Regions from separate parts of the Homo sapiens genome. Here region 1 is linked to region 2. Evidence: chromatin loops called from intact Hi-C (ENCODE). Cell type or tissue: sigmoid colon. All regions are shown on one strand. Links, peaks and the distances in the headings refer to the core of each region. The heading gives the core; the rest is flanking DNA. Region 1 overlaps ABCC9 (ATP binding cassette subfamily C member 9). Region 2 overlaps ABCC9 (ATP binding cassette subfamily C member 9).

Evidence for each region. Peaks named below come from ENCODE experiments on the same cell type or tissue, not always from the same donor. Only the 100,000 strongest peaks of a DNase experiment are listed, where the experiment ranks them.
Region 1: a loop joins it to region 2, with 3.0 times the contacts of the local background. A loop is called at or near these places in 4 of 110 quality-filtered maps.

The regions. Positions count from the first base shown.
Region 1 is chr12:21,821,563-21,837,419 of GRCh38, forward strand. ABCC9 (ATP binding cassette subfamily C member 9) reads right to left here. Exons shown (of 40, transcript NM_020297.4): 31 at 7,396-7,498. KCNJ8-AS1 (KCNJ8 antisense RNA 1) reads left to right here. Exons shown (of 5, transcript XR_007063241.1): 3 at 5,648-5,862; 4 at 7,345-7,541; 5 at 7,661-7,699. Among named protein-coding and RNA genes, the nearest start is that of KCNJ8, 55 kb to the left of the region's middle. In sigmoid colon, for the core only: no CTCF peak of the experiment used is centred there; DNase peaks (open chromatin) are centred at 6,989, 7,399, 10,289 and 10,719; H3K27ac peaks cover 533 bases.
Region 2 is chr12:21,884,619-21,900,475 of GRCh38, forward strand. It overlaps ABCC9 (ATP binding cassette subfamily C member 9), which reads right to left. Exons shown (of 40, transcript NM_020297.4): 13 at 10,657-10,697; 14 at 9,414-9,556; 15 at 3,208-3,316. Among named protein-coding and RNA genes, the nearest start is that of ABCC9, 49 kb to the right of the region's middle. RefSeq lists enhancers at 6,519-8,048, 14,578-15,078, 15,079-15,579. In sigmoid colon, for the core only: no CTCF peak of the experiment used is centred there; DNase peaks (open chromatin) are centred at 7,243 and 10,433.

The sequences.
Region 1 (15,857 bases), core at 3,692-11,691, 63 kb before region 2:
GGAAATTAAACAGTAGGAGTAATATGAATATAAATATAATAAAGGAAATGTAAAACATTATGCAGTCAATTTCTCGCTATTGAGTTTAGTTTACTATGGAAATCTTTGTATTCTATATTGGGCTCCTGAATTCACCCACTGTAAAGAATGACATGGTAGATTTGATTAGAAGATAATTTAAACTATTTTCCATTGAATTAAAATGATAATTCTGGTAACAGGTAGGTAGTCTTATTCTGGCAAAAGGGCCAGCAAAAGAAGTGAAAACAGATGATGGGAGAAAAAGGAGAAGACTCATCAATAAGTTGTAGTCAATATATATTTTCTGGGCCCCTTTCACGTGGTTAATGTTTTCAAAACTACTTGTATAATTTTCAATATGATCACTAGATATTATTAGTTATTAGGCCAGCAATCCAAATATGCTCAAATTCATATATTAAAATGTTTTAGAAATATTATTTTTGACCCGGTCTTCAGCAAAAGAAAGGCATAGCTTTTTGAGGTACATTTTATAGCAAAAATTTTCAGAAGAGGAACTGATTTTCAAAATCTACAATCAACTAAATTCAAATAGATATTATAGCTTGAAAGCCAATATATCTGTAGTTTAGTATGTATAACAAAGTTATTTTATTATAAAAATATTTTTAAACTTTCTTTTTAAAGAAAAAGTCATTCAGGCTGTCTTTTAATTTTACTAACTAGATACTTTCCAGCTCACTGCTGGATTACTACCACTGCTAAAAACTGTTTTTTTTTTTTCTAAAGTACTGGAAATATTTTAGAGACTACTGATCAGAATTTTATCTTGATTTGCATAAGGGATGAAGCTCCTTTGTGTACTACACTTTTCAAAAAATATTCAGCAAAATCACTAAATTTCAATCACTTCTCTTCAAATATTACAGTAGTATAGAAATGTGAAATTAATAGCTAACATAAAAGCTTTTGTGGCCAGGTGCAGTGGCTCATTCCTGTAATCCCAGCACTTTGGGAGGTCAAGGCGGTCAGATCACGAGGTCAGGAGATCGAGACCATCCTGGCTAACACAGTGAAACCCCATCTCTACACAAAAATTAGCTGGGTGTGATGGCAGGCACCTGTAGTCCCAGCTATTCGGGAGGCTGAGGCAGAAGAATCACTTGAACCCGGGAGGCAGAGGTTGCAGTAAGCTGAGATCATGCCACTGCACTCTAGCCTGGGCGACAGAGTGAGACTCCGTCTCAAAAAAAAAAAAAAAAAAAGCTTTTGTTAGGTCTCCGATGTTCACTTCTTTTACTGTTAAACTTAACAAGTTTAATGATTCACAAAGTGACCCTACGGTTACATCTTTCCATTCCTTTGCAAATACGTGAGAAGCAAATGGCTTAGAGGCAATAAACTAAGAAAGGAGAAGCAGATGGTCTGCATAACTTTCACAGAAGACAGCTAATACTTGGGGATCACTAATAGCATTTATTCTACTGCTATAGCCTTACACATCCTAAGCAATCTACTCAGTGAAAACCACCTTCCATCCAAATGATACAATGAAATGGGAGACTCAACTTAGGAAACAGAAGTTACAACACAGATGAATTATCTACATTCAAAAGAGGGCTTTTATCTGTAGAATAGTAAATTACAGCTTCCATCAATTCTGTGAATTCAATACTCCCCACCAGAAGATTCCCATGTCGAAAGAGAGGTCTCTTTTCAGATTTCTAGTGATTCAAAGACATCTATCTATATTTGGAATTATAATGAAAACTGTAATTCTCTATAAGGCAGCCTTGTAAATAGTTAATAGCAACCCAAAAGTATGTGATCCCTCTCCTTCATATAGCACTCAGGAGCACATTATTGTACCACTGGGTATCTGCAAGAATATATTAGGGCCTTCAAATTACGAGATCACTGCATCCCTGTCTGTCGTTGAATTGTGAACACACAAAAAAGCAGTGTTGTCTCACAAAATAGACTCTTGTGCAAGCTCACCCTAAAGACCATTTTCACTTTAGCCTGTTGACTCTAAAGTATTTATTTTTGGCTTCTTCATGTGAATTTTCTTTTATCCTTCCACCACACAGCAAGACAAAGCCTTGGAAAGACAGCCTTTAGATAAAGTTACACCATTTTTGCAACTGAAAACACCAATGCCAAAGAACTGGAATTGTTTAGTCCAAAGGGATGAAGAGAAAAGACTGTGCTGAACGAGAGGACGCAAGCAGCAATCAGAGGTTAGGCTGTAGTGACACATTGCACTCAACCGCGGCCGGCTTCACTTGGCACCCAGAGGAAAAACAGTCCGCTCTGCTGCCAAAGCAAGTCCGGTGGCCAGCCACAGTCTAGCCGCTTTCTACCAGCCAAATTATTTTATTCTTTTAGTCTCTTGTCCTTTTATGATTTGAGTGTGTTATGGCCTTTATTTTTTTCCCAATTCAAAATGAATATGATATGAATATGGTGGGCAAGGCTAGATCTTCCATAGGGAAAACTATCTGTGTAGACAAAGAGGAAAAATCATGATTGTCTTAACTCTTATTTAACATGACTTGGAAAAGAAAAGAAAGCGCTGTATTTTTTTAAAAACATAAACAATTATTTTGAGATACGTTCCATTGATATCTAGTTTTTTGAGCGTTTTTAGCATGAAGGGGTGTTGAATTTTATCGAAGGCCTTTTCTGCATCTATTAAGATAATCATGTGGTTTTTGTCATTGGTTCTGTTGATGTGATGGATTACGTTTATTGATTTGCGTATGTTGAACCAGCTTTGCATCCCAGGGATGATGCCGACTTGATCGTGGTGGATAAGCTTTTTGATGTGTTGCTGGATTCAGTTTGCCAGTATTTTATGGAGGATTTTTGCAATGATGTTCATCAGGGATATTGGTCTGAAATTTTCCTTTTCTGTTGTGTCTCTACTAGGTTTTGGCATCAGGATGATGCTGGCCTCATAAAATGAGTTAGGGAGGAGTCCCTCTTTTTCAATTGTTTGGAATAGTTTCAGAAGGAATGATACCAGCATCTCTTTGTACCTCCAGTAGAATTTGGCTGTGAATCCATCTGGTCCTGGGCTTTTTTTGGTTGGTAGGCTACTAATTATTGCCTCAATTTCAGAACTTGTTATTGGTCTATTCAGGGATTCGACTTCTTCCTAGTTTAGTCTTGGGAGGGTGTGTGTGTCCAGAAATTTATTCATTTCTTCTAGATTTTCTAGTTTATTTGCATAGAGGTGTTTATTGCATTTTCTGATGGTAGTTTGTATTGATGTGGGATTAGTGGTGATATCCCCTTTATCATTTTTTATTGCATGTATTTGATTCTTTTCTCTTTTCTTCTTTATTAGTCTGGCTAGCAGTCAGACTATTTTGTTGATCTTTTTTGTTGATCTTTTTTGTTGATCTATTTTGTTGATCTTTTCAAAAAACCAGCTTCTGGATTCACTGATTTTTTGAAGGGTTTTTCATGTCTCTATCTCAACATATGAAAAAAAGCTCATCATCACTGGTCATTACAGAAATGCAAATCAAAACCACAATGAGATACCATCTTATGCCAGTTAGAATGGCAATCATTAAAAAGTCAGGAAACAACAGATGCTAGAGACGATGTGGAGAAATAGGAACGCTTTTACACTGTTAGTGGGAGGGTAAATTAGTTCAACCATTGTGGAAGACAGTGTGGCCATTCCTCAAGGATCTAGAACCAGAAATACCATTTGACCCAGCAATCCCATTACTGGGTATATACTCAAAGGATTATAAATCATTCTACTATAACGATACATGCACATATATGTTTATTGCAGCACTGCTCACAATAGCAGAGACTTGGAACCAACCCAAATGCCCATCAATGATAGACTGGATAAAGAAAACATGGCACATATACACCATGGAATACTATGCAACCATAAAATAGGATGAGTTTATGTCCTTTGTAGGGACATGGATGAAGCTGGAAACCATCATCCTCAGCAAACTAACACAGGAACAGAAAACCAAACATCGCATGTTCTCACTCATAAGTGGGAGTTAGACAATGAGAACACATGGACACAGGGAGGGGAACATTATACATTGGGATCTGTCCGGGGGTGGGGGGCTAGGGGAGGGATAGCATTAGGAGAAATACCCAATGTGGATCACGGGTTGATGGGTGCAGCAAACCACCATGGCATGCGTATACCTATGTTACAAACATGCATGTTCTGCGTATGTATCCCAGAACTTAAAGTATAATTTAAAAAAAAAGATAAACAAAAATTGGATGAGGTTCGGAGAACGTCCCAAATTCAACAAAAGGCGTTTCTACTCTGGTTTCTCTCTCTTCTTTCTTGAGATTTTCTGTCAATAGCAGTGACATGGCTTTGGAAAGTTAAAACTAGGCATAAAGAGGAAGGGAGGGGAAAGATAGCCACAGAAAGCAATGATATCATGTTTTCTCCCATTTCCATTATGGCTCTGAGTCCATGAATTAGAGTTGGTGAAATCTGTGTGAAGAAATCCTGCTTGCCTCTTCTAATTTATGTCCAATGAAGTGACCTTCTTTATATCATTTTGGTTGCATTCCTGCTCTGGGAACTCTAAGAATATTTGCTAGAAGCAGATATTTATGTGAACTTACTGAGTAATACAACAAAGAGGGGGTTGTGTTGATACCATAGATAAGATCAATGCAGATGTACTGGGCCAATTAGAAATTTTCATTACTTTAAAAAAAAAAAGACTTACAAGGCAGAATACAGAATATATCCAGCTGTGGGGTGTAGAGAACAGTTCACACCCTAGTCTCCAAGGTACTATATCTCAACTTCATTTTTCTCACGCAAGATCCAGTTATTCCAAACTAAAATTCTGTCTCCAGTGATGTGGACATGCCCACAGAAACACAGTAGTAATGAGGTCATTTATATGTGCACAATTGAGAGAAAAGGTTATTTCCCAGGAGAAGTCATTTACCTTATTTAACACTCCTACTGTGGCATATGTTCTTGGATTATAGTATTTATATTTAAATACACCTGGTTCCAATGAAAACTCTCAGTTCACTCAGAAGAGCAGAGCGACAGTGAATCTGACTGGTCTCACAATGGATCTCTGAGATTGTCTAGAGGGGTGTGCATGTGTGCGTGTGTACACGTGTTTATCCATATAAAGTTACTGACATATAAATACAATGGATGGAGGCAAAGCATACACAAAGGACCTTGAACCTTGACTTCTGTCAGCAGATATGCCTGGAACCTTGCAATAAATCAACAAACGTTTCTTGCCAAAATATATCTTTGCCCATCGGAAATGAAAATAAAATACTCCTTAATATTTTGTATTAATTTTTAAGGGAGAGTTCTAGTAATAAGACTAGATTGCAAATCTTGGAAGGATTCTAATACACAGAAAGCAAGGAGAAGACATAGTAACAAATGCATTACAAAGTAACCAAATGAATGGCCTGTTCTGCCCTTCCTGTTTCAGGTGTCAGTATTTTGTTTTTTGCAGGTGGAATTCAAGATACAGAGTCTATTATATTTAGACAGGTTCAACTGCTTTTTCACGTGGGGGTTAAAGTATTGGGTTATGAGACAAACTAAACTAAACAATTTTGAGTTTGGCTGCTGTTCCTTTCTAATTTTTCCTGACCTTCCCTTTCTTGGCAGTCTTAAGGCTCTAATATCTTGTCTTCTGGCTATGAGAACAGAGCATATGGTTTGCTTGAAGATTCTTGTTCAACACTTATCCATTAATCTGACAGCAGGAAGTGCTAAAGAGCAGAAACAGGAGTCGGTCAGACTCTCACCTCAAGTCCAAGGCAAATATGCTTGCCCCTAAAAGACATACTTGATCTTCAAGTTCAGGAAAACCAGATACAAAGGTAACTGCTAACATTTCTCCCTTATGATTTCGGGACATTCTTTCAGTAAGCTATTTCATCAGTAATTATATTATTCATATATGATTTTTTCCCTTATAGAACAACACACACACACACACACACACACACACACACACACACACACACTCACATATCAAAACAAGGAATTAAAGCAAGGAATTATGGAATTATGGTTTGTATAGGGTTTGGGAATAATGTTTTGGTTTTGTGATAAATCCTAAGTAACACTTCACTTGCCTTTATTTATCTATACGTAATTCCCAAGAAACTCTGTCCTGCCTTCTTCCAACTGTCACAGCTACCTGGAGGGAATTTATCAGCAACCAGTACTTCTGTCAAAACTTTGTGAAAAATAACTATGCTGTGCTGTTGAATAATTTCTACATAATGACTAATATAGTTGAGGAGAATCTCTGTAAACCAGTGAGAAATCATGATAATAAAAGCTCACAAGGATGTCCAAGATTCTTGTTTAATCTGTATCCATCAATCAACTACTCAGATTTTAATTTGGGCTCCTTCATTTCTACCCTATTAAATTCCCTTTACCATCTTCCTTCTCTTTTCTGTTGTGTTTTGAAAGAAAGCCTATATGTTAGTGAAACGCAATTAGTGGAAATAAGATTCTCTCAATAGTAGAGATAAACATGCTTTTTCTTTTCAAAACCGGCAAATACCTATTTAAAAAATTACACTCAACTCAACATTACCATCAAAGTAGCTTATCCATGTTCCGGATCGCACAGACTACAAACTATATTCCTTGCCTTCTGGAATGTCTTTCTCATCTCTCCTACTTGATACTCCAGCTCATTGGCTTATGAACCCCCTACCAGGGCAGGTACAATTCATTATTCATTCATGCATGCATTCGAAAGACATTTCTTGAATGCATTTGCCAATCAGTGTAGTAGGGGATTTATGTTACTTTTAATCCAATGCCCATACAAGGTACAAGGTACACATTCTTATTTTACAGATGAGGAACTGGGACTAAAATTAACTTGCTAGACCAAGTCTGTGTGATGCCAAAGCTTGTGCTTGTTCTTCTACATTATGCAAGACAGAAGGCAACAGATGATTAACTGTAGTTTTCTACATTTTGCACTAACATGACCCTCCACTGGCTTAAAACGTAGAAAGTTGCCATCCTTCCAGGCAGGACCAACTCAGTGAAGGAAATGAGTACATCTGTTCACTTGCCAAATGTGCTCTTTTGGAAAAAAAAATTTGAAGTTATACAAATATTTGCCATTCCATTAACTTATGTGATCTAGAAACTAATGAACACAAAATGAATTTTTGCTTTTTGGGCTATTTGTCTTGTCATTAGCTAAAACATTATGACAAACTTCATCTGTAACATAAACAAACCTGAGCTATTTTAAAGTCCAGAAAATGTGAAGCTAGTGCCGAATCTCAGTGGAATACTAATTTTTACAACTGTCTGCCTCTTTGCAGCAGGCGTCTTCTCTATTTGGTTTCCATTTCGAAATCATGAAATGAACGTACCGTCCTGACCTCCAGCCATCTGTTGGCAGCTGAGAGAAATAAGTAGGCAATGTTGTTTGTATCCGTCAGTTCCAGCATACGTTGTTTAAATCTGGTTTCATGCCTGCAGAAAACAAAAACACGATGTTAACCACACAACAGGAGAGGTAATAAGAAACAGTCACACTTATTACTACACTATTTACTCAACACAGTGACAAACTGATGGCATGGAATGATCAGTAAATAGATTTCTTTTTTTTTTTTTTTTTTTTTTTTTTTTCAGATGGAGTCTCGCTCTGTTGCCCAGGCTGGAGTGCAGTGGCGCGATCTCGGCTCACTGCAAGCTCCGCCTCCCGGGCTCACACCATTCTTCTGCCTCAGCCTCCTGAGTAGCTGGGACTACAGGCACCCGCCACCATGCCCGGCTAATTTTTTGTATTTTTAGTAGAGACGAGGTTTCACCGTGTTAGCCAGGATGGTCTCGATCTCCTGACCTTGTGATCCGCCCACCTTGGCCTCCCAAAGTGCTGGGATTACAGGCGTGTGCCACCGCACCCGGCCCAGTAAATAGACTTCTACTTCAAAATAAAGACCAGCTACTACTGCTCTTTGCATTCTTAGTAGAGATGGTGTGGTCAGGTGTTTATTTCCTTTCTTATACCCTTACTAGGAAAAAGAGTCCTTCTAATAACAACATTGTATTAAAGATCAGTTCATAAATTTCCACATAATTATTGTAGCCATGAGAATAAAGCATAGCCTACTACATTAAAAGGGCCTTACAAAATCCAGGATAAATTGTGTAGAAATGCAACTGTACCGATATTTTGTGGCATTTATTTTACTTTTCCAAACAACACAGTTAGAGTTGGGTGGGAAGTGCTGGCACAGAACCAGGGAAGACAGAAAACTATGCATTTGCAATTGGCAAAAATATACTTTTAAAATTATCTTTTTGCCTAATATTTCTGGGAACCAAAGGAAAAAAACTGGGGTGGCAACAAGTAGAGGATGGGGACACTAGAGATGACGGCAAATGCTCTACACCCCCAAATTCTGAAATATTTGTAAGGATGGTCATTGCATAAAAGGAATTTGGTCTGTGTACTTTCAGGGTTCTATGATATATATCGTTTGGATATTGATCTTCAGCAAATTAAGTTAATTCTTGGTGCTCAATAAAATCACACCAAATTCTGTGTAACCTATTTTATAAATAAAACTGTTAGTAAAAGCCCTATCCATTTAAACATCTGAGCCAATATCTCAAAGAAATTCATGTTACATGGTAGAAAAAATCTTCTCTAAATCACAACAATAGTCTCTTTTTATTTCTCAATTATTTTTCCTGAATAACAGAAACATTGGAAGGCTGGATAATATAATAAAAATAACTGGTTTGAAGGTAGGGAAAATACCAAATCAAAATGTGATTTATTCACTCTCTGCAGCCACGGCTTGTCTTATAGAGACCTCCCATCTATGGGTTATGTTTGCAAGAAATAAGCAAACTTCATCTGACAAAATGGCAGTGATTCCTTCTGGATAAAACACTTCCCCCACTCACCTCCCCAATTTTTAAGTAAAATTGTAAAAATGTATAATAAATCATCATATGTCAAAGAATGAAGATATCCTGGGAGGGGTGTTCATTTGGCCCACTGAAGTAATCCATACAGGCCAATATAAAGCAGACGCTTGATATCTATCCAATCAATCTGATCATTCCAATATGTCAAAAAAGATAGATAATTCAGTCGGACAGTAAGCTCTAATCTACAATAATCAGAGAACTCAGCAATCATAGCTAAATAGTTACCTCACATTGAGTTGAGTATCCATGACCCAAATGCCATGCTGCCATGCACAGGAGGACCTGGCCTGAATGGCAGCACTCATGCTGTGGGACTAAGCAGTCCAAGCTTACCCTCCAGCTGACCTTTTTAGGGATGAATATAGAGAACAACTGAAGGGTAGGGGGGATGTTCAAAGGGTTATAGGATTTACTGAAACAATGAACATGAACCATAAAGATTATCTATCTATCTATCTATCTATCTATCTATCTATCTATCATCAATCTATCATCTCTCTATATACACACACGCAAGGCTCATTTTTTTTTTTTTTTTGAGACAGTCTCACTCTGTTGCCCAGGATGGAGTGCAGTGGTGCGATCTCAGCTCACTACAACCTCTGCCTCCCAGGGTCAAGCGATTCTCCTGCTTCAGCCTCCCCAGTAGCTGGGACTACAGGTATGTGCCACCATGCCCAACTAATTTTTGTATTTTTAGTAGAGATGGGGTTTCACCATGTTGGCCAGGATGGTCTTGAACTCCTGACCTCAGGTGATCCATCCACCTTGGCTCATTCTTTTTTGTACTTGCTAGGTACATGTTTGGTAGATTTTCATCCATTCATTCGGGAGCATTTAGCAATCATCCACTCTAAGCAAGACATTATGCTAGACACTGAGGATATAGGAACAAGACATGACCTACTCCCTTGAAGGGTCAACTGTCTAGTGAAGGGAGGAAACACAGCATTAACAAGTAAAAATGGTGCAACACACTGTCTAGCTATAAGGATCTTATGCACAAAATGCTACACGAACATAAAGGAAGGGCATGATTTGCACCAAGCAGAGGATCAGCACGGTAGGAAATGGAGTGAAGGGTGGAGAGAGAGGAAGGGTTAAGCAAGGTGTCACAAAGGACAAGGAAGATAATCTGAGTGAGGTTTTTAAAGGATAAGCAGAATGTTTTTGGTGAACAAGGCATTCTACGCAGCAGGAACAATATGAGAAAAGGCACAGAAATGAGAAAGCGCCACATGTTCTGGGGCTTGAGACAGGTTCTTCTCCCTAGAGGACTGTGTGATGGAGAGATTGGAGATGAGGCCAGGTGGACCAAAGCCAGTGGACTACATTTGAGATGAACCTCAAACACTTGATTCTGACAAAGTGCTTTATCTGGAACACTTTTGACTCTTCCTCTAGTTTTGGGATATTGTTTCAGATCCACTCTTAAAGAGTTTGTAAATGGAGTTGGCAATAGTCTGAGGCAGCAGTGAGAGGGGAGGGGTGAAAATGCAGTGAACATTCTTTCTGCGTGTTTCTATTTGGCAAGAAACCTTCTGTTTTCCTAATGGAAACTTTGACACACTCAGCCTGTATCTTTTCATCCATATCCAGCTCATCTTCTGAACATTCTTAGACCTTTATTCTGTCAGACAAGAAAAAAATAGGAAAGGTCACTAAAATCTCAGTCTAATTTAACTGTGATGCTTTCGTGGTAAACTACTTGAGGGAGTTCATTGCTTCATGTGAGTACACCACGAACCCTCAATGCGGGGGAGGAAAAGCAGCCTCATCAGTAAATATTAACTTTCCAAAGAGTTCAAGACTCTGGGGACTCCAGTTAGCTTGAAAGAAAGGAACAGATGGATGGAAAAAGACACAATCAATTCCTGACCACAAGTACCAAATGTAAGGATTCTAGAATTTTATCCATGGCAGCAGGGCCATCCCATTTTCAAGACTTCTTTTGGGTTTAAAAATGCTGATATTTATGATAGTTAATAAAAATGCTTTACGTCCCTAATCATCAGAGAAATGCAAAGTAAAACCACAATGAGACACCACCTTACCCCTGCAAGAATGGCCATAGTTTAAAAATAAAAAAAAAAAATAGATATTGACGTGGTGAAAAGGGAACACATTTACACTGCTAGTGGCAATGTAAACCAGTGCAATCACTATGGAAGACAGTATGGAGATTCCCTAAAAAACTAAAAGTAGAACTGCTATTTGATCCAGCAAACCCACTAGTAGGTATCTACCCAGAGGAAAAGAAGTCATTATATGAAAAAGACAGTTGCACACACATGTTTATAGCAGCACAAGTTGCAACTGCAAAAATATGGAACCAGCCTAAATGCCCATTAACCAGTGAGTGGGTAAAGAAAATGTGGTATATATACATCATGGAATACTACTCAGCCATAACAAGGAACGAAATAATGGCATTCTCAGCAACCTGGATGGAATTGGAGACCATTACTCTAAGAGAAGTAACTCAAGAATAGAAAACCAAATATCATATGTTCTCATTTATAAGTGGGAGCTAAGCTATGAGGATGCAAAGGCATAAGAATGATATGATAGACTCTGGGGACTTGGGGTGAAGGATGGAAGAGGGGTGAGGAATAAAAGACTACACATTAGGTACAATGTACACTGCTTGGGTGACAGGTGTACCAAAATCTCAGAAATTATCACTAAATAACTTATCCATGTAACAAAAAATTGCCTGTTCCCAAAAAACCTATTGAAATAAATAAACTAAAATAAAACATTAAAAAATGAACTCTGGAGGATCTAAACCTGGATTGGATCCTGCAGGTACTTCCAGATAGAAGTTGAGTTGTCTTTTGTTTCTTCCAACTCTAATTCAAGCATTGAAATTTAACATAATATTTTGTTCTACTTAAAGCTACCTAGAAGTTTTCCTAATGTAAAATTAAGGATAGTAATGCTAAATTATGCTCATGTGTCTAGGGAAGAAGGTAAATGAAAAATCTGAATCTTGACTCTTGGTCAATTTCCTCTTTCATTCTAAATCTTCCTCATTCCCTTCACGATGCTCTGCCTTGTTCTTGTCCCCATCCCTCTCAGAAGATGACTTCCCCTGTCCTTCAAGGAGAAAACAGAGGCTGTTATATGTTGAACTCATCAACTTCCTGTTGTTTCACCTGCCAGTTTTCCTGAATCTATTCAGATCCTTTTCATACCTTCATAGAGGAGCTATGTACCAAATACTCTTCAAGCTGAAGTGGTCTTCACACTTGGGCACTTAACATACTCCTGCTAATCTGCTGTAATAATCTTCTCCGTTAACTGTCCCATCCCGCCTATATCTCCACTTCTTCCCTTCAGTCTTTGAAAATGTCTAGTTCATTATCCTCTTAAAAATGAAAACGCAATAGTAAAAAAGCTCCTCCTTTTAGTTAGCTCTCCTAAACTCCTTCCCACCTCAGTAAAACTCTTTCAAAAAGTAGTTTTTCCTTGCCATGTCCATGTTCTGATTTCCAATTAATTTTTTAACCCTCTGAATTTTGCCTTCGATTCTCTCCACTTTATCATTACTGTTCTTGCTAAGGTTATCAATAGCTTCATGGTTGCCATATCCAATGGACACTTTTAATTCCTTTTTATTCTTCTTTTATGTTGTTATTACTATTGACCATTCAATTTCTTTTTAAAATGCTCACTTGATTAACTCCAATGATGCCACTATCCTGATTTTTTGCCTATTACTTAGATGGCTTATTTTCCCAACTGGTCTGAATTCCTCTCCCTTAGTAGGAAGATGGGTTCTGCCCTATTAAGTATTAACATTTGGCACTTATATGTCATTGAGGTCTTGGAAGGAAATGGACAAGACTGAATTAAGGTGCATTACAGTGGTGTTGCCTAGGGTAATATGCATCAAACACAGGTAGAGCAGTCCCTTAGGCTTTCCAGACCTGTCCTTGACCTGGGTAGAGCTGCTACAGGTAAAGGTTTACTTACCAGAAGGTGCCATTTGGATAAAGGGCTATCAAAAATTTCAGCTGACCACTTAAGGGCCTTTAATGGCCTCTAGGGAGGCGAAGTGCTTGGGTGCTGGCCTCTCCTATCTGGATATATATATGTATATGTATATCCATTTGGTACTTGTGGTCAGGAATCGAATGTGTCTTTTTCCATCCATCTGTTCCTTTCATATATATATATCCAGAAGAATAAAAGAGGGGCTGAAAATGATATATATATATGACTTATACATATAGCATATATAACATTATACACACACACACACACACACACACACACACACACACACACAGTGCGCACATGAGGAGGGAGCCCAGTGAACTGATCTTTCCCACCATTAACTTCTCACTCATAGGATAGTTGATCTTTACAGGGACCAACTTGCTAAACTAGCAGTCACAACATCAAGGTTGCCAAGACGTAGATCCTCCTCCCATAAACAAGGCATTGGTTTGGATTTGACGGCATCAGGCTGGCCTATGTTGGGGTTGGCCAGGAGCAGGAGGAGCTCAATAGGATTTTTAGTTGAAAGACTGAGACCATGACAAGGGGCAACATCAACCCTTCCCCTTTACTGAGCAAGCTGACTGGGAACAGAATTCAAACAGTCTGTCCAAATTAGGAGGGCTGGAAGCAGATAGATGTTGAAGTAAAGAGCCATGGAGATATTAACAGAAAGTAGTAGGTTGAGCAACGAAGTGTCCTTTAATTTATTCACAAAACATCTGGACACCTAGTATGTAACTGACTCTGTCAATATTCTAAAGATTAAGATGAAGGACACATTACAGCTCTTAAGTAGCTCCCAATCTTGTAGAGGAATGCAAACACACAAACAGTTGATTATGATGCAGTGTGCTAAGTTTAGGATGCAACTTAACATAGAGATCTAAGAAGGACATGGACTCTACATTCTCACATTCAGAGAAGGCTTACCACAGTAGATGATAATCATGGACTGATATTTCAGCAATGAGATAGGCACTGGTTAGCCAAATATCAAAGGATATTGGGAGGCACAAGTCATATAACCTATCTTCCTCTTAACCTAAGAGGACCAGCTCTGTTTAATGAGGCAGCAATTGGCAGATCATATTTTCCACAGGATCTCTCTTATCTACTTTTTCGTTAAGTGCTGGTAGTCTGAAATTTTTCTGCAAGCTCCTCTTTTCTTAGTCTACACCATCTCCCTCAGCAATCAAATCCATGGCCAAAACTTTAACTAGTATCCATAAAAGAATGATACTCAAACCTGTATCTTCTGCCCTTAGATATCTCTTAGACATCAGACCTGTATACCAAAATGATCAAAAACAGTCCAGCTGGATATCTCATTACTACCTGTACATGTTCATAACCAGACTCATGAACTCCTTCTCCAATCCTCCACATCATCTTCAATTTCCTAACTTGGAAAACTACCTACTCATGGAATCAGAAACTTAGAAGGAATCACCTTCAACTTCTCCCTCAACCTTACTCTTCACATTCAATTTGCTCCTAAATCTCATTGTTCCCACTTCCTAAATATTCCTTAAATCTGTGCTTTCTCTCCCGGTCCTTAGTTCCTTATCCTGCCTTTGTAATCTCTCATGTGGACCACTGCAACAGCCTCCTGGAGTCTCCTTGTCTCGGGCGTTAACCATCCCCAGTTCATAGTAGTATCCCAGAGTTATTGTGATGAACACAACTCTGATCATATCACTTTCCTGCTCAAAATTCTTCAGTGACTACCACACATTGAAAGGATCCAGTCTAAGTTATTTAAAGATACTTATCAATGCCCTTTGTGCACTGGCCTCTACTATGGTTTCAAGCCTCATCGCCACAGACAGCTTCTCTGTACTTAATGTATGTTCCAACAGTACTGGACTCTTTTGATTTCCATATAAAATAGAAATCTTTATATTTTCACACATCTGTTATATCTTCTTTCAATATTCTATCTCCTGTATCTGCCAGGTCAATTATTCCTCATTCAAAGATTTGTTATTCAATAATTATCTCCCCATTCCTTCTAGACAGAGTGCTACCCTGCTCTCTGACACAGTTGTTTCTTGTGATATTAGACTATGTATCATGCTGTGTTGCTATTTTTTTTCTTAAGCCCTCTCTCCTACTAGGCTGTGAGCTCCTTAACACAGCCCATGTTAGCTACTTAGTCAATATATATTTATTGAGCACTTACTTAGTCCCAGGCACTTTTCCCAGCTAATGATGCCACAACAACAACAAAAAAAAGAAAAAGTGGGGGATGAACTGATAGGGCTTACATTCCAGTTGGAAAGGACAGATAACTTGTAAACAAATAAAAAAGATGATTTAAAATACTCAGATAAATATCACAAAGGAAATAAAAAGGACAACATGGCAGGTGTATGTGGGGAGGATGTGGGGAGGGAGGGCAACAGTGCCACTTTTTGCTGGTTGGAAATGAAAGGCCGTGTCTTTTTAGTCTTTATATATCTACAGCAAGAATAGTACCTGGCATATGTTCGGTACTCAAATGTTTCTTAAATAAATTGAATTGAAAGGACTTATTTGGTGAAAAAAGTAATCTTTAATATGGTGTACATATTAATACCAGTGATCATTGGTGGTTGTTAGAATATAAATTTCATGTTAATATCTACATTCAATGCCAATAAATAATTTTGACATCTCCAATAAAAGGAATTGCACATTATGATGGAAAAACATACCAGTGCAGAAAGCATGAATGCTTCATGATGCCGCCTACATAGATTATGTAGACGTGCTGTGGAACATGATGTTGTGGATAGTTGTCTCTCTATATTCTACTCTGTGACCCAATTCTATATTTAAAAATAAATTTCGTAGGTTAGAAAAATCTCTGGTTAAAATCTATATATACTTGCGATTA
Region 2 (15,857 bases), core at 4,039-12,038:
AATTTCCATCAACTGGTGTATCAAGAGAACACCCAAACTATCAAATAGTACATTGCTAGGCTACATGCAAATAAATACACAAATTAAAAAGCCACTGAAAAGATTAGAAAGTAAGACACTAGCAGTGGTTCTGTCACACAGAAAATACTAATATATTTTGACTTAGAGAGGAGGAGAGTATGTTCATGAACTTTATTTTAGTTTTGTTTTTCCTTCCTACAGCCCTCACAAATACTCCTGGAAGTACACTGCATGAGAGGTTGTAGAAAGCCACTATCCTTTAGGCTAAGTATATTTTCCATACAAAACAGGTCTACACCTACATATAAAATGTACTGTCTTCTAGAGTCTTTAATTCTGTAACATTATTGCCCCCACAGGTCCAAAAGAAATGACTTCATGCCCTTCACAAAACTAAGAACAGGGTGGGAAGAGTAAATGTGTTGACAGAGATTTGAGTCGAAGTTCCACAGATGTAATATGAAGAGACTTTGGCCCTAGACTGTCACTAATTCTCCATGGAGATTCTACAGCCAAAACCACTTAACTCTAAGCTTTTACAGAATACATAGTATCTTAAGCACTCTCAAGAAGGAGTTTCCATTAGTGTTATTTTCAAACACACAGCTTTTTTCACTCCATTTTAAAAAGTTTGTCATTTGTGGTTTGGCCCATCAGCAGTGATGAATGACCCTGAAAGACATCAAGAAGTCCAGTCTGGTTTCAATAACCCTGAAGATATTGGATGCATTTGAAGGGGATTCTTTTTTTCTTTCCAAAACCTTTTCTCAGTTCAATTTTTCTTCTATGCCACATCTCATACAAAAAAATTCTTCAGATTTCCCTAACTCCATGAACTTGACCTCCTATATGCCGTTTCTTGAGGTCATCTCACTCTGCTTATCCCCCTATCTCTGAAAGACAAGTTCCTTGGTAGTCTAGGACCATCCCAAGAGTGACGAGACTGGTTCTAATCAAATATTTGATCCCCTACTGCCTAAAAGTTTAGACACTCTTTAATGCATTTTTGTCTTTGTGTCCATGTCCCCACACTAACAAACAAGCATTTTGAGGCGTTGTTCCTCCAGCATATATAAACATGGCTGGTGGTCCCTTCTCAGACAAAATCACACCCGTTCAGTAAAACAACTTAACAGAAAGTGAAAAAACAAAAACAAAAACAAACACCTCCAGAACAACAGAAGGAAACGAGTCTAAATATATAACCACAAGATTGCCTTTTTTAGCAGTTTTAAACATGATTTAAAAATATATAATATAGATTGATTTCCTGGGAAAAGCTTTCCAAGTTCCAATCAGTTCCAGTCAGGAGACTGATTGTGTTGGTTCACATAAATGGTAAATATATTCATATTTTTTCTAATAGTAACAATTATAACTAACATTAACTTATGACTCACGGTGGAATAATGCTTTTCTACTTTGTGAAATATATTAATTTTTAAGAATTTCTTCAAAATTTTTTAGACACTTCCTTCAAGAAAGTAGTATAATCCAGTCATTGATTTAAATATTATCTAATGGCTAATGGCTCTTAAATTTATATCTCCAATGCTTATGTCTCTTCTTGGGTTAAGAAGTATCTCAAAACTTGCATGTGCAAAATGTACCTCTTGATTCTACCTCAACACCATCTCCTCATTTCTCAGCCTCCCTATTTCAGTTAATGGCTATATCATCTACCCAGAAGTCAAGCCAATAACCTAGGATTCTTCCTTGAGTCCTCTTTCTCCCTCATCTCCTCCATCCAATCTATCACAAGTCTGTATCAGCTCAACCTCTAAAGTGTACACTGAATTTGATCTCCTTTTTTCACAATATCCACTGCAACTGGACCAAAAGCTCTAATTCTAACCATCATCCTCTCCTGCCTATATTATTATAATGACTTCTTTACTGATCTACGTGTTTTACTCTTTGTCCTCCACTGACTTCCTTCTACACAGAAAACAACAACATAATCTTTTAAAAATATAAACAAAAATTATATTACTCCCTACTTTGAAACCTTCCAATAATTTCCTATTGCATGTCAATAAAATCCAAACTCTTTCCATGGCTTACGAGGGCCCTCAATCATTGTTCTCGCATCATCTCATCTTTCTCTTCTTCACCAGGCTCCAGCCACAGTGCCCCTCTGTTCCTTGAACACACCAAATTAATTCCTACCTCAAGATCTTTGCATCTACTAGTTCTCCTGCATGGAATGCTCTTTTCCCATAAGTTTTCAGGAAAGGTACCTATTTTTTATTCAGGTCTTAGCTCAAATGCTGGCTCTCCAGAAGGGCCTTCTTGGAAATGACCACCCTGCTTCAAGTACCCAATTCACTCTCTAATACCCTCTTTCATTTTCTTCACACAGTGAAACTATGTTACTGTTTTAATTTGCTTATCAATTCCTGCCTCAAGAAAGCGAATTCTGTGACAGGAAGGATATCACATGTCTTGTTCATTGCTACAACCCTAAGTCTTGGCACAAAGCACAGGGCAGCCAAAAAATAAAAAACACAGTCATATATTTAAATAAAGCTTATTCATATTACATGTAATGCATGACAAAATAATATTGACTATGTTTCTAGATTTTATGTAGATACTAAGTAAATATTTGTATCATGGATAAATGAACTGGTCTACAACTTACAAGATTCAAGTTTTAATTCTAGCTCTACCACTTAGTAATCTTATGACTTTATTTGAGCCTCATGACATGCAAAATAAAAAGAGCTAGAAAATAAAAAAGAGACAATGTAATGTAATTCAACTGGAAAATAAAAAGAGACAATGTAATATATTAAGTGGATCAAAAGATAAAATGCATCAGAAAATATGTTTTAAACTATAAAGTGTAGTATAGCTAAATGGTATTATAAGAAAATGGTGCATGAGTAAGCTTATTTGGTGTTATTTTTATATACATTTGGAGTAAGCAAACTCTCAATTTCCTTTTGAATTAAACACGTCTTGTCTCTTAGGATAATTTTTTCTGGATTTATAAAGACAAGCCTTATACATTCGTCTATTGATTTTAGACTTGTGAGGTTGTAGAGAAGCAAGTCGTGATTTTTCTTCACATGGGTTAAAAACTAAAGCTTATAATCTCTTCTAACTCAGTTGTATTAATCTGTCCATTCTGCTGAGACTGTCCTCTATTCACAACTTCCAAAACAAAAATAAAGCACTTACAACTCCAGTGTGCTTCTTACAGGACTCAAAAGGAAGCGAACTTTCACCAGTTCGCCAACTGTCGTCACCAATCTCATCACTCAAGAGAAACTCATTCAGCTTTTGAACACTGCAAAAAACAATAAACACAGAATAAGAGTTAACAATAAAACCACCACCAACAAAGTGCTACCTAAATAACGACTTTAACACACAGTATTATGGTGAGTAGGATGCCTGTGAGAGTCATTTTTCAAGACCAACTGGGAATTCAGCTAGATCGACCAAACATCCTAAATTGCTGAGGACAGAGGGGTTTCCAGGACATGGGACTTTCAGTACTAAAACCAGAAAAATGTCAGAAAAATCAGGACCACTTGTCACCCTAAATTCAACAGAACCTTCTTTGCATTTTTTTTGCAATTATATTCCTTGTCAAAAATAGTGAAGTTGTTTAGGAACTTGGAACAGGGTGGTTAAAAATAACACTAATGAGGAAAGTCCTCTTAGTATTCTAGTTTTACAAATGATGGGGAGGTGACGTACAGAGAAACTAAGTAACCTGCCTAAAACCATTTAGCATGTAATATGCAAGGATCTGGAATCCTTGGCCACTGTGTATCTTGCTTAAGCACTATGCATGATTCACATTTTCTGAACCTGGCAAGGAGAGGGGACTCTAGAGTCTTGCTGCTCAAAAGTTTCAGCCAAGGACCACCAGCATCAGCATCAACTGGGAGTTTATTAAAAACAGAAAATCTCAGCCCTGCCTCCAAATACGAATCACATTATGTATTTGACCAATACTCAGAGGCACTTTATAAACACCATTTGAGAGGCCCTGCTCTAGAAGACTGGTTTGCCAACATTCTTTAATGTGACCTCCTTAGGCTGGGCACAAGACTCCTTGGCTCATCTACTCTACCCATTCTAATTTTCTCAAACCAGTGTCATAGGATCAGGAGCAAAAATAAATAAGTAAAACAAAGAAAATGATAATATGCTTTGTAAACATCATCCTAGAAATAAAATAATATACAAAAGGAAATTCAGTGAAGTTGCAAAGGAAAAGAAGTGCTCCTTTTGGCAAGCTAGGATGCAGCAAGTGGGAAAACTTAACTTGGCACATGCAGCAGCAACTACAGGGGAGGTATTGCCTTTGATAGGAAACTAGAAAATATATGTATGAAATAAATGGTTTCTTTTTTAAAAATTTTATTTGAACTTATAGTCAAGTTCCTCCAGACAAGTCTTCAGAACTTGTTTTTTGTGACACAATAACAAAATGAGAAAAAGGTAAATTTAATTTAGTCTGTTGCCCATGATCTTTAAGTGTTTTGGCTTTGCATGCCATAGAAACATGATGGAAGACGAAAATCCATTGAGGCAATCTATTAGCTGTCAAATTGCACTTGCAGAGAACTAAAAGAGGTAATTATTTAGGAAGAGCTTCAGTTCATACACTTTCTTTGAGTCTTTGATAGCAAAGTCTGACCACATAGACTTGAAAAACAGTGTTATAAATGCGTTATGAAACATTATTTTATTCCTCTTAAATGGCAGTTATTTCTTCTTCACTTTTACAGATTGTAATTGTCATTCTGTTCTTATGTTTTGAAAAGATTTGATTTTAAGAAGCGCAGCTCTGTCAATCAAAGGAATACCTTTAAACAATCTCACACTATGTCTCTGCACAAAAAAACAAAGTGGAGAAGCCAGTCTCATCTGCCTTTATAATTCCAAATCTAGCAATGCCTGGCACATGTCATTCAAGGAATGTTTGTTCAATAAATCAAAGAAGGAATAAATCAATGATTCTGACATTAAGTAAAGTTGGTTGGTTCAATTCTCCATTCCCATTTCTAGTATAGATACAAATCACGAATCTTTCCAGTATAGACTCAAAGCTTTTATGGAATAAATGAGCCCCACTCTTCCTGAGCATTGGAAGCAATGGTCCCTGACCTTGATTGAGAATGGGGACGACATTCTCTCTTCTTAACACCCCACTTTGAAACATCAATGACAAGGACCATCAATGGATGCCAATACTAACCTATCTGTGAACCTCTTACTTCCCTTCCCCTCCCATGTCCCCAGTCATTCTAGGCTCTCTGGCTGAGGATCTCCAGCACTGATGTTTTGTCATTGTTGTTGTTTGTTCCATGTCTATCTCTCCCACTAGACTGTGAACTCGTTAGCAGCAAAGATTTTCATCTTTAGAATCTATCCCAATGCCTAAAATATAGCATGGTAATTCCTAAAGAAATGTCTGATGAAATAATAAATGGGTAATACGAAAAGCATTTTCTATTCATACGAGGTCCTTTCAGAAATCACAGAGGTAAAACAATTATGGAAAATGCACAAATCCTGACCAAGGGTGAAGTAATTTCCACCATGCTTCCAGGTTTATATTTTTAAAATGCAAATCTGTGCATGTAATGACCCGCTTCTTAAAGTGACAACTGGCATCCGGTTGCCTTTCAGCATCTTTAGCATCGTCTAAAAGCTGCTCAGGAGTTTACTCTCGAGCTTCATGCCTTGATACTTCCCACATCAGAACCCTTCCTCCAATGACACTGAACTACTTTTAATCTCCTGAAGATACCAAGATTTCTCACCTACTTACCCACTTCTTCCCTGTGAATATACTGCTCCTGCTGTTAAAACATGTTTTACATTTTTTCTCCAACTTGCCAAGTCTTACCTATTTTTAAGGATTCTATGAAAGAGTCACTACCTCCTTTAAATCTTTACCAACCTAAATGTCCAACAACAATAGACTGGATTAAGAAAATGTGGCACATATACACCATGGAATACTATGCAGCCATAAAAAATGATGAGTTCATGTCCTTTGTACGGACATGGATGAAACTGGAAACCATCATTCTCAGCAAACTATCGCAAGGACAAAAAACGAAACACCGCATGTTCTCACTCATACGTGGGAATTGAACAATGAGAACACATGGACACAGGAAGGGGAACATCACACACTGGGGACTGTTGTGGGGTGGGGGGATGGGGGAGGGATAGCATTAGGAGATATACCTAATGCTAAATGACGAGTTAATGGGTGCAGCACACCAACATGGCACATGTATACATATGTAACAAACTTGCACGTTGTGCACATGTACCCTAAAACTTACAGTATAATAATAATAAAATTTAAAAAAAAAAATCTTTACTGACCAGATAGTTTCCCTTCTCTCTCAAAAACTTCAAGGATGGCCATTATGGGCCATAGCATTCTTTGTATAGCTTTATAACACCATAACCCACCATACAGTAATTAGTTTCCCTTCCTGGTCTGTCTAACTAGGCTGTGGACTCCCTGCAGATTTCAGTCTTTTATCTTTGGAATTCTTAATGCCTAGCAATGTACCTGTATCAATAAATGAATGCACATCCACAGAAGATGCTCTGAGGCTTGGGGTAGAGATGAGTAAAATGGTGGTAAGACGGTGAAATGGAGATTTGTAACATACAAAGTGGAGAAGTGAGGCAAGCATTCTAAAAAAGAAATCACTCTTCTTCGAGCATTTTATTATTTTAGATAATAGTTACTTTTCATTATTCTGTTTTGTGAAAGTAGACAAGAACACTTCATCATAAAATGTCCAGAAAAATCAAATGGTGTTGGGTGCTGGGGGGTGTGAGGAGACAATCTGAATCACACCTGCCTCATTCTTCCATTTTATGAGGTATATACAGGTCTCAGCCATTGAATGCCATGAAGCCCACTTTGGCTAATAAGCCAAACCTTATTAAAAGAAAGCATAGAATTGTTTTGGAACCAAGAATTGAACATGGTATGGAATTCTCCTCCGGTAGAGAAGTTTACAAGTCTCTTACATGCATGTATAGCACAAGTTTGACAGTGTGCTTTATCCCATTCTAACCCACCAAGTTTCTAAATGTATTTAAGATTGCAGTGAGGGATTTAGAATTTCCACAGTTCCTGAAGAGGAGATTTCAAAATCAGCTGACCAAAGTCTCCGATTATAAACAGGCTGCTCAACTCACTGTGGGCCAACTGGCACTAAAGGTTGGTCACGGCTTCCCAGGCACAGAAGAAAATGCTCTAAGTCCAATCAACACTGGGAGAGCACTTATTTGGGTTCCCAGAACTAGCACACAGTGGGAAAAAGGATTAATGTTCTCTGCTTACCAGTCATCTCTGTAGGACCTGCAATTCAACCACTGAAACTCATTTGAGAGAATCAGGCTTTTATAAGCAGATTCTGTTTGGCCTATGGCTTGGGAAATCTGGAACTGAGCCCTGAAGAAAGACTGGTCTTTATCAAACTGGCAAATGTCTTTTCCATGAGATGTGCAGAAGGGAGAGTGCTGTGCAGAAATATACAGGGATATCCATCCTCCACTGTACTAGGATTTATTACCACGGAATTGTATACCATGGATTGGAGGGACACCCCTAGATTGTTTTCATTTTTTTTTAATCAAGTCAAAGTCCTTTTAATATTTGGTAACCTCCTGATTTCAGAGGTGTTATCTATTGCAAGTTATCAACTGCTTTTCTATCTCCACTTGTAGTACAAAGTCAAATTTCAAATAAAAGTGTAACCATGAAAGGGACAGTTGCTGAGTGGAGAAAATGAAAATAAGGACCAAAATAGCAGACTCTGGCCATTTATCAATTTTATTGTTTGAAGTAGCTTCCCTTCCAGAGCACTGCCTAATTTGGAAGTGGTGCTACAAAAAGTAGTCAGTGATCCGGACAAGTGTTTCAGAAGGCAGAACAATAAGAAAATGAGGGCAGATGTGGCCAGAAGGCTTGAGCTCTAGACACTAACAGCTCTAGAACTGGTTGTTAATGAATGTCTCAGAGGTTAACTTTGAAACTATGTTACACTATCATATTCTGTAAGAATTTGGTTTATAAGATGATTTATATGCATTTTAATTTTATTGGGCATTAAGTGATTGTTAAGCAAATGCAAACTATTGGCTTAAAACTGAAGATTCTGGTATTTTGAATAATAAATTCTAGTTTTCTCAGTAAGATATAGACACCAGCACAATTATCTCATTTTAAAAGTCTTACAAATGATGTTCTATGTTTCCGTCAATTGCAACATGATACTTCATATATTTAAAGGCTCAATTTTCCAATTTTTCTTCAATATTGCGACATCTTGGCACTTCTTTCAAAAGCCAGATATAAATATGATAATGATTGTTTACAAAGCATTCTGAGGTTTTATAGGTTTATAAAGAGCATATATCTAAAAAGAAAAATTCCTTTTTAAGAGTGCCTTATTTATGGGAGCATAAGACATATAGACTGTCGTATAGGCAGTGTATCATCTAGTTTGGTAACACATTTTTATAAGTAAAAATGGTGGAAAAATGGTCTTATATCACATCTATTTTTATAGCTGTGCATTATGAGATATTATAAAGAGACAAAATCTGCACTGGTTGGAAACACTATAGAAGCATATTTAAATGAGCAAAATACAAAATGGTTTTACAATTCTTAACCATTTTCAGAGACTTTAAGCCTGGATTTTTTTCCAGATTAAACTAAAATTAAAATAGTAAATGTGATGATGTGAACATTCTCTGTCACTATTGTTGCCAATATAAACTGGCACAGCTTTAGTGGAAAACATTATGGCTGTATTCATTTTTAAAAATCTTAAAAATGTGTGCCCTCTTTGACCTACCACCACTTCAGTGGAAAGCAACATATTCATCAAGGACCTCAAAGATGTGCATATTATTAGAACTAGTATCCCCACTTCTAGAAATCCAACCTGAGAAAATCATCAGAGAAAAGTTTACAGATAAACAGAGATGCGTGAACTTCAATGTTATTTATGTTAGGGAGAAAATAGAAACATTCTAAATGTTCAATTAAAAGGTAATTGTTAAATAAATTAGAATATTTCCAACATAGAATATTGCATAGTCAGTAAACATGGGGTATTATAAAACTTAAATGAAGGGAGAATAATAAAAAAAAGTGTAATCAGGAGAAAAATGCTAGATAAATTTAAAATTTTTGTTTTGAAAAATTATTTTTACATGAAATAAATAAAAGACTGAAAAGTAGCATACCACAATTTTAACAATGGTTGTCTCCTGGCAGTGATTTTAATGTTCTTTTTTATATTTTTTCAAATACTCCTATTAGCACACGTCATTTCTATTATCAATAAGCAAAAAATGCCAGACACTTCAGTGCATACCTTATGATGGCTTTGACTGCAAATCTGACCACCGTGGAGAGCAGGAACAGTGGTGTGACCAGGATATGGAAGAGAGACAGTGAAGCAAAGGCCTCTGCAGGTTTCAGATTGTTTCCACTGGCATACGCATGGGTCACAAATGTCTGTGCAAAGAAAGGAGTTCTTTAGAGAAAGCTGGAAAAAGTGTCACACATGCGTACATTCAGTCCTAGAAACCTAACATATTCTGCTATGCCAGTATGTCCATTGTAACTATGATAACAATGACTTCATCCAAAACTCCCTAATTAAAACAATACTTGCTTTTGGTAAGTCCTGAAAGGCTTACCTGCAATTATAGTGGCAAACTTATGAGAAAGTTAGAAAAAAATTCTACTTACAGGTTAGGTAATTGACCCTGTCAGATTGCTAAGTAGGGGGAATAAAGGGATGGAGAACCCAGAGTTTTCAACAACCAGTCAAGCCCTTTCCAAGCAATACTAAATACTCCGGGAGAAAAAAGAATGTTCTGTTGTTTTGGGGTCCTCACTGTGGATCTTTACTAAAACTGTCAGCATTAATATCCAAAGAAGACTTACTTCCATTTTTTTTTTTTTGAGACACGGTATCACTTCATTGCCCAGGCTAGAGTGTAGTAGCGTGATCATGGCTCACTGCAGCCTCGACCTCCCCAGGCTCAGGTGATCCTCCCACCTCAGCCTCCCAGTTAGCCGGGACTACAGGCATGCGCCATCATGCTCAGCTAATTACATTTCTACAAATAATACCAGTTGCCGATTTTGTCATTTTAGTATGAAATATAATGCAATTATTTAAGATTTTCTGGTTATTGATCTAGCTCCATCTTGTTGTAAGAGTATCTGGGAACCAGATCGTTGAGATTAGAACAGTTAATTCCCAACCGCTGTTCATTTTGCAATGTTTGCAAATGTACCAGCATACATTTGGCAATGTTTTGATTGTTGTAACTGAGGTTGCTACTGGCACCTGGTAGCTAGAAGCCAGGGATGCTGCCAAACGTCCTAACACAGAGGGCAGCCCCTAGAACAAAATTTATTTGGCTCAAAATGTCCATAGTGTCTTTACTGAGAAACCCTGGATTAGAACTCTTGCAATGGAGACTGCCATAGAGAGAAGTCACAGAGGTGAGGTAATATATATTACTACCCACACATTCTTGCTCATAAATCATTTATAAACACTGACTTGGTTTCATTTCTAAAAGAGAGAAAAAGTGTCTTACAGCAAGAACAGCTGCTATGGGAATTGCTGCATTCATGAAGACTGTGGAAAGAAATAAAATGCATTAGTTTCATTGAACTGTGAAAACATTTTCAGTAACTTTAATCATCTATTATTGCTTTAACTTTCTTTGAAGACAGGAAGGACAAAGAGTATTAAATGTCATTTTGTCTGGAGTCCACAAACATTTACCAGTTAATATCTACTTGTGTGCAGTTTTATGAGTTCCCATACATTAGTCTTAACCAGTTTCTGTTTTTCTTTATTGAATTTTTTTCTTATGAAATGTTACAAACAAAAGAATCCATATAAAATCATCCTTTAATGATAAAAATTATTAGAATTTACAAATGTGTATTCTACAGAGGGGTTACAGTCTATCTTTTGTTTAGTCCACTAAACTAATTTAAATATGTGAAATCAGGTTATTACACAGATTAAAAACAAGAACTTGACATCACTTCGAGTTCTCTTTCCAGCAGTGTTATTAATATTCATTTATGGCCCTTTCAGTTAATAAAATAACTCCATATCCTGGACTCTCTGCGTGTCTAAATATCTCTCCTGGAATATATTTAACTGTCACTGGATCAGCATGATATGCCTAGTTGAAATAAGAAAAACTCACATTTTAGCTTGAAATACTAGTGTTTGGAAGTAACAGTAAAAATAAAAAGCCAAGTTGTTGATTTATAGTCATACAGTCATAAACTATAGAATTTTAGGAACCAAGAAACCAAAGATAAAGTGAATTGTTTGTAACAGAGCCAGGCAACAGCAGAGTGAGAAGCTAGAATCTAATTTTCTTTTTTTTTTTTTTTTTTTACTTTTCTTTTTTTTTTTATTATACTTTAAGTTTTAGGGTACATGTGCACATTGTGCAGGTTAGTTACATATGTATACATGTGCCATGCTGGTGCGCTGCAATCTAATTTTCTTAACAGTAGAGGACTCCGGTTTTAAAAATCATCTGCTCTCAGGGATTATCCTTACCACCGTACATAGAACAGAATCAGACTGTGCTTTTGCAAGTCCAGATATGACTTAGTTGTCAAACATAGACTCTTGTACAGTACCGCGAATCCAAACACTGATCTGAGTTTTGTAATAACACAGATGAGAAGCCACATTTCTGCCTCAACCTTCTTTCTCTGACCATTGTCACCCTATTATATTTTATTTTAAGTTCCGGGATACATGTGCAGGATATGCGGGCTTGTTACATAGATAAACATGTGCCATGGTGGTTTGCTACACCTATTAAGCCCAGATGCATTAGCTACTTTCCTTCCCACTGCCCTCCTCATAGGCCCCAGTGTGTGTTGTTCTCCTCCCTGTGTCTGTGTGTTCTCATTATTCAACTCCCCCTTATAGGTGAGAACATGTGGTGTTTGGTTTTCTGTTCCTGGGTTAGTTTCTGTTCCTTGGTTAGGATAATGGCTTCCAGCTCCATCCATGTCCCTGAAAAGGACATCATCCTATTCCTTTTTATGGCTGCATAGTATTCCATGGTGTATATACCACATTTTCTTTATCCAGTCTATCACTGATGGACATTTGGATTGATTCCATGTCTTTGCTATTGTGAATAGTGCTGCAATAAACATACACATGCATGTATCTTTAAAATAGAATGATTTACATTCCTTTGGGTATATACCCAGTAATGAGATTGATGGGTCAAATGGTATTTCTGGTTCTAGGTTTTTGAGAAATCACCACACTGGTCTTCCACAATGGTTGAACTAATTTACATTCCCATCAACAGTGTAAAAGCATTCCTGTTTCTCCACAGCCTCACCAGCATCTGTTGTTTCTTGACTTTTTAATAATTGCTATTCTGACTGGCGTGAGATGGTGTCTCATTGTGGTTTTGATTTGCATTTCTCTAATGATGAGTGATGTTGAGCTTTATTTCATGTTTGTTGGCCACATAAATGTCTTCCTTTGAGAAGTGTCTGTTCATGTCCTTTGCCCACTTTTTAAGAGGGTTTTTTTTCCTCATAAATTTGTTTAAGTTCCTTGTAGATTCTGGATATTAGACAATTTTCAGATGGATAGATCGCAAACATTTCCTCCCATTTTGTAGTTTGTTCACTCTGATGATAGTTTCTTTTGCTGTATTTTCACCCTATATTCTAAGTGTATTATTTTCGTTTAACCTGCTTGGTAGCAGATGAGTATGAAGCACTTGACATAGTGCCAGAGATGGAGTGTGCACTCAATAAATGTTTGTATTATCCATTATCTTCTTTAATCTTTACAATCCTACATGGTAGATATTATTAATAGCTCATGTTACAGATGAAGAAACTGAGGCTAGGAGGATATAAGTAATTTTCTCAAGGCCATTCTACTACAAAGTGTCAGAGCTAGGATTTATAGCCAGCTCTGTTCAACTCACCACCAACAAGATTGTACTGAACAAAATAATAAAACTTGAAGTGGTCAAACTGGAATTTTGCTCCATTGACTCAAGAATCCCAGCTGCCTATCAAGAACACAGGATAATGTATTTTCCCCCTCATGACTTCTTACTGCTCTCCCCTAGGATGACCTCCTCTACCCTCTCTCTTCTTGTATTTGACTCAATACCAACACAACTCTCATCTCTAGAGACACACAAGCTGAATTCACATCTCACCTCAGCCCTTTAGTAGCTGGATGATTTGAAAGAAGTTCAGGTTACCTAAGTTCTTTATATGTCAATCTTTTAATTCTAAAGTGGAGTTAATAATAAAATCTAGGCCAGGCATTGTGGCTCATGCCTGTAATCCCACCACTTTGCGAGGCGGAAGCACTTGAGCCCAGCAGTTAAAGGCTGCAGTGAGCTATGTTTGCACTGCTGCACTCTGGCCTGGGTGATAGAGTGAGACCTTGTCTCAAACAATATATAAAAATAAATAATAGAATCAAAACCACTGGGCTGTTGTAATAATTAAATGAGATGGTATATGAAAAACCACTTATGGCAATAATTGGCTAAGTATACTCTCAATATATCTTTGTTGTTGTTGTTGTTATTGTTATTATTCTTGGCTACATCCATCCTTCTTATGAGAATTTCAGTCCCCTGAAGAGAAGGATGTATTGAAGGGGTCACCAACTTAGAGTAGTACAATATAAGCAAGTGAATCTTGATCATCCTGTCTTCTAGCATTTTGACACTATGTTAGTGGTGCATTGCTGGAAGATAAAACTCCTTCCAACTTTATGTCTAATGTATCAAGCATTAGGGCTAGAATAAAGGGGCTATATAGGCCAAATATTTTCTCTAAATCTATTTCAAAAAAGAAATGTTTATAATCTTTAAACTCTAAAGGAGTTTATAATTCAAGAGGAAACAATATATAAACTTCCAAAATTTTAATTTGTTAAAGGTCTTGGGAGCAACAAAGATGAGCAAAACTGACACATAAATCAAATCAAATATTAGTGGGAGTAGTTTTGCTAAGTTTGTGTAAAGTATACTAACATAAACCCTGTTATTCATGAGAATACTCAGTCATACTTTGAGGGAAAAAACAATATTTTTGTAACAGTTGCTTTTAAAGTTAGAGTTGAGGATGAAAGAAGTCTCTATTTTGAAATTTTTGAAAATATATTGGAAAAAAGGGTTTTATGTGAACGAAGTTTGGCTTCCTTTACCTGAAAATGGTATTTTTTTCTCCTCAGTTTTCAAAAATGGCTAAGTTTTCTTGACAATCTTCAAGAAAATATCACATCATAAGCTCCCAAGGAGACAAGTTAAAAAACTGCAAATATTTTTAACCCTTTTCCCGTTTAGAAAAAACAAAGTGTATCTCACTGCCAGTACTCATTTAGTTTTACATAAACACACTCTTTGAGGCTGAAGCAAATCTGATTGATTTCTAATGTGAAAATAAAATGTAAAAACTGTTCTTGGAGTTATTTCTAAACAGAACTAACAAGAGAATCGTTGCAATCATCTGAATCATCTATTTAGGAAAAAACCGAATTCATCAAATGAATCTTCGGCCAATGCTGTTTGAGAAAGATGTTAACATCACACATAAGAATGCTATGATTTCGAGGGGGTTGCAAGATGGCCAAATAGGAACAGCTCCAGTCTGCAGCTACCAGTGTGAACGATGCAGAAGACGGGTGACTTCTGCATTTCCAACTGAGGTACCAGGTTCATGTCACTGGGGCTTGTTGGACAGTGGGTGCAGGACAGTGGGTGCAGCCCACCGAGCATGAGCCAAAGCAGGGCGAGGCATCGCCTCACCCAGGAAGCACAAGGGGTCAGGGAATTCCCTTTCCTAGCCAAGGGAGGCTGTGACAGACGGCACCTGGAAAATCAGGTCACTCCCACTCTAATACTGTGCTTTTCCAACGGTCTTAGCAAACAGCACACCAGGACATCATATCCCACGCCTGGCTCGGAGGGTCCCACACCCATGGAGCCTCACTTATTGCTAGCACAGCAGTCTGAGATCGAACTGTAAGGTGGCAGCGAGGCTGGGGGAGGGGCACCCGCCATTGCTGAGGCTTGAGTAGGTAAACAGAGCAGCCGGGAAGCTCAAACTGGGTGGAACCCACCGCAGCTCAAGGAGGCCTGCCTGCCTCTGTAGACTCCACCTCTGGGGGCAGGGCATAGCCAAACAAAAGGCAGAAAAAACCTCTGCAGACTTAAATGTCCCTGTCTGACAGCTTTGAAGAGAGTAGTGGTTCTCCTAGCATGGAGTTTGGGATCTGAGAATGGAGAGACTGCCTCCTCAAGTGGGTCCCTGACCCCCAAGTAGCCTAACTGGGAGGCACCCCCAGTAGGGGCAGACTGACACCTCACACGGCCGGGTACCCCTCTGAGACGAAGCTTCCAGAGGACCGATCAGGCAGCAACATTTGCTGTTCAGCAATATTCTCTGTTCTGCAGCCTCCGCTGCTGATACCCAGGCAAACAGGGTCTGGAGTGGACCTCCATCAAACTCCAGCAGACCTGCAGCTGAGGGTCCTGATTATTAGAAGGAAAAGTAACAAACAGAAAGGACATCCACACCAAAACCCCATCTGTACATCACCATCATCAAAGACCAAAGGTAGATAAAACCACAAAGATGGGGAAAAAAACAGAGCAGAAAAACTGAAAATTCTAAAAATCAGAGCACCTCTCCCCCTCCAAAAGAACGCAGCTCCTCACCAGCAACGGAACAAAGCAGGACGGAGAATGACTTTGACGAG